2 separate regions of the Homo sapiens genome follow, and region 2 is linked to region 1. The links are chromatin loops, found by intact Hi-C in ENCODE. Cell type or tissue: CD4-positive, alpha-beta T cell. All regions are shown on one strand. Links, peaks and the distances in the headings refer to the core of each region. The heading gives the core; the rest is flanking DNA.

Evidence for each region. Hi-C counts contacts between places; a loop is a spot of excess contacts. Peaks named below come from ENCODE experiments on the same cell type or tissue, not always from the same donor. Only the 100,000 strongest peaks of a DNase experiment are listed, where the experiment ranks them.
Region 2: it touches region 1 in a loop (23-fold over the local background); 5 of 110 quality-filtered maps call a loop at or near these places.

What each region holds. Positions count from the first base shown.
Region 1 is chr6:148,462,830-148,468,204 of GRCh38, reverse strand. The region is part of intron 4 of SASH1 (SAM and SH3 domain containing 1); the gene reads right to left. Among named protein-coding and RNA genes, the nearest start is that of SASH1, 120 kb to the right of the region's middle. In CD4-positive, alpha-beta T cell, for the core only: CTCF peaks have their summits at 3,070 and 3,276 (motif pointing right); a DNase peak (open chromatin) is centred at 3,274.
Region 2 is chr6:146,854,837-146,860,211 of GRCh38, reverse strand. All of the region lies in intron 8 of STXBP5-AS1 (STXBP5 antisense RNA 1), which reads left to right. Among named protein-coding and RNA genes, the nearest start is that of ADGB, 260 kb to the right of the region's middle. RefSeq lists an enhancer at 2,281-2,440. In CD4-positive, alpha-beta T cell, for the core only: CTCF peaks have their summits at 2,380 and 2,580 (motif pointing left); a DNase peak (open chromatin) is centred at 2,551; H3K4me3 peaks cover 341 bases.

The DNA.
Region 1 (5,375 bases), core at 203-5,202:
AAAAGAGAAAGCAAATAATAATGAAAACATAAACTCAGCACCACAAATGCCACTTGGGCCCACAGATGAGTACAGTGGTCGGCTCTAGGAAAACAAAGGGGGCAGGGAGGCGGGTGAGACACCCACAACAGGATATTGAGTGTCCCTAATAAAGGGGGCGGCCAGTACACAGTTCCTCCAGTTGGTTGCTGCCAATTGGCAAGTGCAATGTCCATCCTGCTGAATCTTCCAATGTTCAAAAAGAAGACAGAAATCTGCATTTTTTTTTTTGAGACAGTCTTGCTCTGTAGTCCAAGCTGGAGTACAGTGGCATGATCTTGGCTCACTGCAACCTCCGCCTCCTGGGTTCAAGCGATTCTCCTGTCTCAGCCTCCCAAGTAGCTGAGATTACAGGTATGCGCCATCACGCCTGGCTAATTTTTGTATTTTTAGTAGAGACGGGGTTTCACCATGTTGGCCAGGATGGTCTGGAACTCCTGACCTCATGCAATCCTCCTGCCTCGGCCCCCCAAAGTGCTGGGATTACAGGCGTGAGCCACTGTGCCCAGCCAGAAATCTGTATTTTTATACAAGAGCTCTAACATTTTTAAGTGATGGTAAAGAAACCAATGTTTTTAAACATGTGTCCAAATTAATCAATACATGTCTGGGCATCGAATTTGCCTCCCACCCCAACACCTTTGGCTGCCAGTTTGTGAAGGCAGATACAGATTAACCCAAATAATCTGAAAAGTGTGCACAGCCCAAAACCAGTTCATTAAGCATTTCTCCAGAAAAAAACTTAGACAAACAAAATTTAAAGAAAGAAAGCGGGAAAGCCAAAGAAAGTTAAAATTGGTTGTATCAAAAAGGGAACGAGGTGGGCAGATCACTTGAGGTCAGGAGTTTGAGACCAGACTGGACAACATGGCAAAGCTCCGTCTCTACTAAAAATACAAAAATTAGCTAGGCGTGGTGGCACAGGCCTGTAATCCTAGCTACTCGGGAGGCTGAGGCAGGAGAATTGCTTGAATCTGGGAGGCAGAGGTTGAAGTGAGCCAAGATCGCACCATTGCACTCCAGACTGGGCAACAGAGTGAAACTGTATCACCAAAAAAAAAAAAAAAAAAAAAAAAAGGAACAGGGAACAGTAGAGTGTGGAGCAAAATCTTTCATTAGGTGTGTCCAAATCCCAGAAGGAAAATACAGTATCCTTGGGCTTACAGCCAAGGGAAACCAGAAAGAAGGCACCTGCATCAGAAGAGACACAGACACTTGGGGGATTTAAACCTGAATCTTCACTACAAGTTCACCACCAGGAAGGAAGATGGAAGAGGTGATTTTTGCATCTGAAGGCTAGGGAAGACAAGAAAGTGGGAGGCCAGGTATGAGTTACACTGAAAAAATTAGAGCAAAGGCTGAGGCAGGAGGAGAGCAGCCTGGGCAACATAGTGAGACACTGTCTCTTTAAAAAAAAAACTTCTAAAAAGTTCAACTGGGTATGGTGACATGCATCTATAGTGCTAGTTCTAGCTACTCAGGAGGCTGCAGCAGGAGGACTACTTGAGCCCAGGAGTCCGAGGTTGTAGTGAGCTATGATCACACCACTGACCTCCAAACTGGGTGACTGAATGAGACTCTGTCTCATTCAGAGGAAGAAGAATTGAATATCCTAATCACCTAAAGTGATTTTCTGCCTACCTTTTGGATAAAAGGACCTTGAGAATCTAAGGTGACCAGAGAGAGGGGAGGGAGGCTTTTTCACGCAGAGCAGCCTTTAATAAGCCACCACCCTTTGGTGTAGCTGCACTGGTGTGGGCTGACCACTGGGTGCCATTTCTGAGTGGCAGGCCCATGCCCTGCAAGCACCACCATTCTCCACGGCTGAGTGCAGAGAACTGTTGATGACCAGCACAAAAATCTGAAAGCTTTCTATTGTAAACTAAGGGAGAGTCGGAGCTAAGAACAGAATCAGGGGAGAAACCGCTAGAGAGGACAAGAGCTAGTTTTGAATTCTAGTTATTTCCCCTTATTCCTGTGCTGTGAATACAGAACATGTAAGGAAAATCTCACTTATCACCAAATTGTGCCAAAACATGGCTAGGACCTACTCTCCTTCCTCCTATCCACACAAAAATGAAAATACCTGTATTTACCTGCAAGGCTTTTAGGAGGTAGCCATTTCAAAATTTAAATCTTTCAGCCAAAATGTACTGAACAACGCACAAGTAAGGTACATGGATGAACACGAAGGAAGGGGAGCCACAGGTTAGAGACGGAGGGAGACAGGAACAAAAAAGCATAAGAAATGACGAGGGGGAAGGGGAGGAGAAGAATGAGGAAGAGAAGCAGCAAATGTAACATGCTCAGGGCCACGGGAGAAGTGGGAGCAAAATAAGAGCAAGCTAGTTGGCTGGGGACTGAGGCAGGAAATCCTTCAGAAAGAAAGAAGGGTTTCTGCTAAGTTTAGCTTCTTAATTTTTTTAAAAAATCTTACTGTGCTGTACTTTGCACTTCAAGTCATGGGACTGTGCAGCTGCCACCTTACTTCAGCGGGCTGGGGTCTGCAGCTGGTTAAACATGTTTTCTGTAAGGGGCCACCAGAGGGACAGGGAGCCCCATATGTATTTTTGTCCTCACCCTAAGGACTAGGGATGTCTTTTTTTTTTTTTTTTTTCTCCTGGAGACAGAGTCTCACTCTGCTGCCCAGGCTGGAGTACAGTGATGCGATCTCGGCTCACTGCAACCTCCACCCCCAGGTTCATGCGATTCTCCTGCCTCAGCCTCCTGGGACTACAGGCATATGACACTATGCCTGGCTAATTTTTGTATTTTTAGTAGACACGGGGTTTCACCATGTTGACCAGGCTGGACTTGAACTCCTGACCTCAGGTGATTTGCCCGCCTCGGCCTCCCAAAGTGCTGGGATTGCAGGCATGAGCCACCGTGACCGGCCAGGACTAGAGAAGTCTTGACCTAACTGCTATGGACCAAATATCCCCACCTCAGGATAAAACTTATTATGTAATAAGTGAAAACACAAATTGTGAATTTTTACTTTCCCTAAAAGTCATCAAAATACTTCAAAAAGTACACTGCAGAAAAATGTACGCTCCCACTGCTACACCATTAGCACAAAATGTGATTGCATTTTCCTCTCTGAAATGATGACTGACAATATTTTCACTATTTTTAATCTACTGTCTTCAAACTACCACACACTTTGAATAATTTTATCCTCCGGTTTGGACTTGGCCCAGGCATTGCTTGAACTTCCCCAGGATGCCAGCAGATGGCACTGTAGTTTCTTTATTCATCTTGCTGTGGTGAGTGGGATTTTGTTTTTAAAATTTCACAAGTTCACCACCTAGATGCTGGCCAAAGAATAACAAGCCCATGTTTCATAAGCGTGAGGCTCCCCAACTCATCAAATTTACAATCCTTTGAATTTTACGTTGAATCCAAATTCAATGTGTGAATTTGGATGCAGTGACTTTCTCCCTGCAAACAGAAGCTGGCATAGAAGCAGTGCAAAATGCCATCTCCTTTCTCCTTGAGAATGATTATTACAATTCATCCAGCAGGAGCAAAAATCAATGATATAACCCAAGTCCAAAAGTGGATGGCAGCAGGTGGAAGGGGTCATTTACTAATCTCCTGGTGGAAGAAATTAATGCTCAGACGTCAGCTCCAAAGAGGCCTCCTGGTAGTAGTACCTCCTTCCTCCAGCCAGAAGCCCCAGGCCTGAGGATGGTGGGCGCTGGAGCTGGATCTGCTCTTTGGACTCATCTTTTTCATTGTCAATGGGTAAAAAGTATGGTAACTTCAGCATGGATTTTGATGACCAGGAAGCAATAATTAATATTCTGCTGTGCTTTAAAAATCCATTTAAACATTTAATTATCATCAAGTATTGGATTTAAAGTCTCAGAACTGAACCTTAGCAAATATTTGTTCATCAATAACTCCTACTATTAAGACCCCAAATCTATCTGCTTAAGTGTCAACATTTTTCCTCAAGATCCCTAAACTGCTTTAGCTGTTCCTGAAGGCAAAATTCACTTAAGAAAATTCCTACATTAAGGAATTTATCAATCCCATTGAAAAATAAAAATAATTTAAGAGACAGTATCCCCAGAACTGGTTTCTTTCCTCCTACCTCTGTCTTTAACAAATTCTTTGTTAAATTGCTTTGTGTATTCATTTTCACTCATTCTTTCATTCAGTATTTATTTATTCACCTCTCAGTAGGAGTCAGGCATCCTCTGAGGTCCTGAGAACATAGCAATAAACAAGACAGATTCAAGAAGGGCGACTGCAGAGTCAAGGAGTGAGGAGAAGTTGAGGTGATGGGACAGAGAAGGCTTCTCTGAGCAGAAACCTAAATAATGAAATAACATTCACTTCCCCAGATGGGGAAAGCTGGGCAGGGGAACAGCAGGGGAGGGAACAAGAGGTCCCCTTTGGACATGCTAAGTGTGCGGTGCTTATTAAACATCCCTGTGCAGACAGTAAAGAAACAGTTGGACATGTGAGTCTAGAGCTGCAGATAAGAATTTGTAAGTGACTTGCATACTCTAAGCTCTGACTGAACACTACGAAGAGAAACATTATGAAGACTGAGCTCCAGGGCAACCCGATTTTTAGTGGTCATAAAGAGAAAGTGAGGCCCAGCAATGAGACTTAGGAGGAGCAGCCAGTGGGAGAAGGAAAAGAAGGCAGAGTGCTCCTTTACCTTTCTGGTTAGAATATTATTAAACTCCGTTTTACAAAAATTATATCGCAGCTGGGCGCAGTGTCTGACCCTGTAATCCCAGCACTTTGAGGCCGAGACGGGTGGATCACCTGAGGTCAGGAGTTCGAGTCCAGCCTGGACAACATGGTGAAACCCCATGTCTACTAAAAATACAATAATTAGCCAGGCGTGGTGGAGAGCACCTGTAATCGCAGCTACTCAGGAGGCTGAGGCAGGAGAATCACTTGAACCCAGGAGGTGGAGGTTGCGGTGAGCCGAGATTGCGCCACTGCACTCCAGCCTGGGTGACAAAGTGAGACTCCATCTTAAAAAAAAAAAAAAATTATATTGCAGTCTCTCACTCCACACAGTGGAAACTCTAGGTTGCCATATTTTCTTTTCCAGTGAGTCTACTGCTTTACAGTGGAGATCCTCGTAAGACCATAGAGTAGGAGGAGGAACACAACACAGGTCAACATGAAATTCTTTACACTTGTATAGAATTCCACCTCTCAAATGCAATACTCTCATTACCCCCCATCACAGAATAGGACTGTCACTGAGATGGGAGTGATGACATGCCTGAGGTCCAATCGTGCTGGGCAAGGGCATAACTGGGCTTGGTGGCCACGTCTCTGACTCCTGAGTTCAACACCTCACC
Region 2 (5,375 bases), core at 203-5,202, 1.6 Mb after region 1:
AAAATAGTCTGGGCCAACTTCACAGACAGGGACAGGGAAAGTATAGGGTGAAGAGGAAAAGAAAATCTTCTAAACATCCTTACAATCTCACAAATTGGACATTTGGCAAATTGTTTTTCAGTCAATTGACTTGCTTCCCCAAAGCACAGCTATCTTCTAATTGTCTCTGTTTTCTAGCACAGGTTCCTGCTGCTTTCACATGCAGGTAAAATAAGGAGGGATGACATTCCCAAGAGCACGCACATATGCACACCACAAGGTGACATGTGCAAACCTGTGTCCACAACCCACTTCCTGGGTTTCTGTACAAGGTGAAGAAAGCCTTCTCAGAAGTCATCCCCTTCCTTCATGCTACAATTTTGCCTTATGTTAGGCTACCTTGGGAAAAAAAAATCACCAGAATTCTGGTGCTCAGTAGGGCTTTTAGTCATCATAATTGAGTAATCAGATTGAAGACTAATTCCAACCTGGATCCCCTCTCTAATTTTCTTGGCTGTAAATCTATTCAGGCCGCTGTAAAAACAAAACAAAACATACATTGGGTGGCTTATAAACACAGAAAGTTATTTCTCACGGATCTGGAGGCTGGAAAGTTTAAAATGAAGGTGCTGGCAGAATTGATGTCAGGTGAGGGCTCACTTCATGGCTCATAGACAGCTGTCTTCTCACTGTGTCCTCAGCCAGTAGCTGGCAAGGGAGCACTTGGGGGCCTCTTTTAGAAGGGCACTAATCCCATTCATGGGGGCTCCACTCTTGTGACCTGATTACCTCCCAGCCTTACCTCCTGATACCATCACATTGAAGATTAGATTTCAACGTATGGATTTTGGGAGAACAGAAACAGTCCACTGCAGGTCCGGAGTGCCTATAAAAGCATCGGTCTATGCAAGGGACATTGTTTCATCAAGTCTTAAATATTTTCACTGCTACACTCTACCGCTACAGTTCCCTGGTTTCTTTAGCTGTTACTCACTCTTATTCTTTGTTGCTTATATCAAAATTGAAGACCTTTGGAAAGATCCTTAAAGGAGTCTGAAAAATTCAAGAGAAAAACACACAAGAATGCAAATTAGAACAACAATAAAATACTATTTGCAACCTATAAAATTGTCAAAGCACATGAAAAGGAACTCTACTGGTATTGGCTCCTAACCATTGGTGAAAACGCAAATTGGCTCGGTGCTTCTAGAAGACCATTTGCAAATACATGCTGAGTAGCTTTAAATATCCACTGATCTTCAATTTTTCTTTTAGAGATTTTTCCCAAGGAAATAGAAATGTATGTAAAAGTTATTGACCTAGTGATGTTTACAATAGAAAAACAGAAAAAAATAGTGAAAATAGCTTTAATATCCATCCTTATTAAATTAACTGAATGTATTTTGTTACATTTATATGACACATGATAAACACTGCGCAAATATTTAAAATTATCAAAATATTTTAAGTAAAGAAAACAATAGATTGTTAATCTATGTATAATACTATAACACTTTCTAGTATAGCATATAGAATATTAGAAAAAGATCCTTACTTGATATACTAAATTAAATAACAATTATTGCTTGGCTAAGAGATTGTAAGTGCAGTTTATGCTTTTTCTTCTAGATCTATATTTTCCAGATTTTTAAGTTAACATGTCTTCAGTGAAGGAAGCCTGGTTTTGAATTCTTATAATTCTTTTAAAAATAACTTCATAATTTTTCTTTTAACAAAATTAAGAAAGCAAAGGGATTAAAAAAGCAGCCTTATTTACCAGAAATAATCCCATTGTACCTTTTCTCTCCCTGTTAAGCACAAATCTTCTCTAGAATACAGAAATATTCTAGAGATCACTGACGCATTTGAGGGAAATTGAAAACAAAACGAAACAGAACAAACAGAAGCCTTAAACAGTAAAATAACAGCAAGATGAAACTGATTTAAGACAATCAAATAACATCGTTTCCTGTTCATTCTCCAAACACAAGCTTTCTCTCGCTTTGACAGGTAGAATGAATCTGGGAAGGGATTGGTGTCCTCTCCTCTTCCCTCCTTCCGTCCCTTTCTCCCTGGCTCCCTTTTAAAAGCAAGTTGCATTGAACACAGCAGGGAGGTCTGATGGGAGGCACTGGTGGGGCTCCTTGCTGCAGGATGAGAGGATGAAACACACACAGCAGGGGAACATACACAATCAGCATCAAACCCCTAGCACCGGGAAGGCATAGAGGGGCTGTTCAGAAAAGGGTGCCTATGATGACTATTATTATTTAGTCTTAAAAAAACAAAAATCAGGGCAGCCCCTTTTGGAAAACAAACATGAGCACTGAACCAGTGTCACTGGGTTCACCGGCAGCTGCCAGCTGCACGCAGCGCAAGTCAACCAGAAACTCAACTAAGCAGTTTCCAGGATTTCATGGGAAGGATGACGATTCCTGAGAGTCCTTGCTCGCCTCTGGGGAAATGGGCCACTTGGGCCCCAGATGTGCGGGTCTTTTCCGGACTCAGGCCTGCGTCAGCATCCTTGGCCCGCGAGCCTGCGCCCTCATCGTTGCGTAAGAGTCTGTGCGGCCTCGCAGCCCGCGCGCTTGTCATCGGCGCCCCCTGCTGGACACACAGAGAAATGGCGCCTTCGCAGCCATCTGCTTGCCCCAGTCTGTCTCCACTTTTAGGACATTATTTTCTCCCTGTGCCACCATGAGAGGGGAATTTTCTACAGAGAAGGAAAAGAAATAAATCTTACCGCTGGAGCACAAAGCATACCCTGGAGCCCCAGCCAATATATGATTTCCATGGGAGGAAGGGCTGATTCTCAGCAGTTTATTCACACGGGCTCCAGTCCTTTTCTTACACCCGTGCACCTGCAGGACAGAGAGGCCAGGCCTCAGCCTGACAAAGCAGAGAAGGGGACCAGATAGGATTTCTCAGTGCTTGGAGGAATGTGAAGGGGCAGGGCTTGCAGTCCTCTCATGATTTTAACTCTACATCCTGTCACAGAAGCAGAAAGACCCGGAGAAGGCCGGGATGTCCTCAATTTCCTTCTTTTCTGCTTACTCCTTTAAACATCTCAGCAACCGCCTGTCACATCTCCAGAATTACATCGGCCTCCCTTGAAGTGTAAGCTATTACCCTCACCTAGCCATACAGATTTTATTTTATTTTATTTATTTTTTATTGTACTTTAAGTGTTAGGGTACATGTGCAGAACGTGAAGGTTTGTTACATAGATATGCATGTGCCATGTTGGTTTGCTGCACCCATCAACTCATCATTTACATTAGGTGTTTCTCCTAACGCTATCCCTCCCCCAGTCCCCCACTCCCCAACAGGCCCCGGTGTGCGATGTTCCCTTCCCTGTGTCCATGTGTTCTCATTGTTCAACTCCCACTTACGAGTGAGAACATGCGGTGTTCGGTTTTCTGTTCTTGTGATATTTTGCTGAGAATGATGGTTTCCAGCTTCATCCGTGTCCCTGCAAAGGACATGAACTCCTCCTTTTTTATAGCCATACAAATTTTAGAGACATTTAGACCTGCCTCAAAATCTTCTCTGCCCAAGCGTTGGGACTCCTGAGCTTGGGTGGGCGGCAGCCGCACAGTTTCTCAAAATGCACACTCCCTCGAGAAAGGTGGTACCATTATTGTTCAGCTGAGAGAAAGTTAGTCATGCTACCGTCTTCTCTTTGCTCAGTTTGAGTCAGATGTGCCACATCTCTCGCCTGAGCAGTGGCTAAATTTGTGGTCAATGGGGCTGAGCAGAGATAGAAGGGCTGTCAGTCCTGTGCAGGCCAAGGGTGCAGGCCTGCTGGGAGGCTTTCCTGAGAGCAGTCCCTCTGAAGTGTTCAGGATAGCCTTGCCTTTTCATTTTAATCCATGTTATTCGTGCCCTCATCTCCTCATGGTCCTCAGTCTTAGCTGCACTTTCAGATCACCCAGGAATCTTTTAAAAATCACTGATGCTCAGGAGCTGCCCCAGACTCATTCATTTGGAATCTCTGGAGATGGGGCCAGGGCAATGCATCTTTTTTTTTTTCTTTTTTGAAGATTCTCAGGTGACTATAATCATAAGCCGAGACAGAACCACTGACTTCATCTCTGTCTCCCCCAGCTTGTAGGGTGTGACCTTACAAAAGGAGGAACTCAGTAATGAATTCTGATGAATGAATGAGTGAGTGACTGTATGAATGGATGAATGAAGACTGAGAAGGGAAAAACACAGATGAATAATCCTTTATGACAAATATAGAAAACAATTGTGATTAATGAATTAATTACTAACTAAAAGTTAGCCATACAATAAAAGCAGTCACCAAACTAGAGGTGGACCACTCAGTGGATAGGCTGAAGGGGATGAGCCAAGGTATCCAACATTGATGGGAAAATGCTTCAAAGGGACCTGTGTTTACTGTTGGAACTGGTCTGGTAAAATTCTCCCTTTGGAAGACAGAAGGACAGGGAGGAGGCAGAGAGTGGGGAAGTAGTTGAACTCATGTAGCTGACTAAGAAGAGGATGGCAGTGTTGCCCCTGTTTCAGGGAGTCAGGCCCACAGAGGCCCTTGCTGTGCACACAGAGGTCCTTGCTGTGCACACAGAGCATATGGAACTCAGAGTTCCCTGGGGTGACTGAGGCAGAGACCAAGTTGCGATGTACTTGCAGAAAGCAGGACACAAACCCACCTAAGAGGCTCAGGAACAAGAATACATATGTGAGAAGTCTAGGCAAGTCCAGTCTCTCACTCTAACTAGAAGGTGAACTCTTTGAGACCAGAAATAATATCTTTCTCAGACCTTTTCTGAAAAGTTTCTATTTCTCCAAGTATATGGGAAGAGACTGGCTTCTAAAATAAGTGTAAGCAAGAAGGGAACCAACAGAAAAATGAAGGACAGTGTATTAATCAGGATTCTCCAGAGGGACAGGACTAATAAGATAGATGTATATATGAATGGGAGTTTATTAAGGAGTATTGACTCACATGATCACAAGGTGAAGTCCCACAGTAGGCCATCTGCAAGCTGAGGAGCAAGGAAGCCAGTCCGAGTCCCAAAACCTCAAAAGCAGGGAAGCCTGCAGTGCAGCCTTCAGTATGTGGCCAAAGGCCTTAGAGCCCCTGGCAAACCACTGGTGTAAGTCTAAGAGTCCAAAAGCTGAAGAACTTGGAGTCCAGTGTTTGAGGGTAGGAAGCATCCAGCATGGGAGAAAGATGAAGGCCAGAAGACTCAGCAAGTCAAGTCCTTCCGCGTTCCTCTGTCTGCTTTTATCCTAGCCGTGCTGGCAGCTGATTAGATGGTGTCCACCCAGATTGAGGGTGAGTCGGCCTCTCCCAGTCCACTGACTCAAATGTTAATTTCCTTTGGCAACACCCTCACAGACACACCCAGGAACAATACTTTGCATCC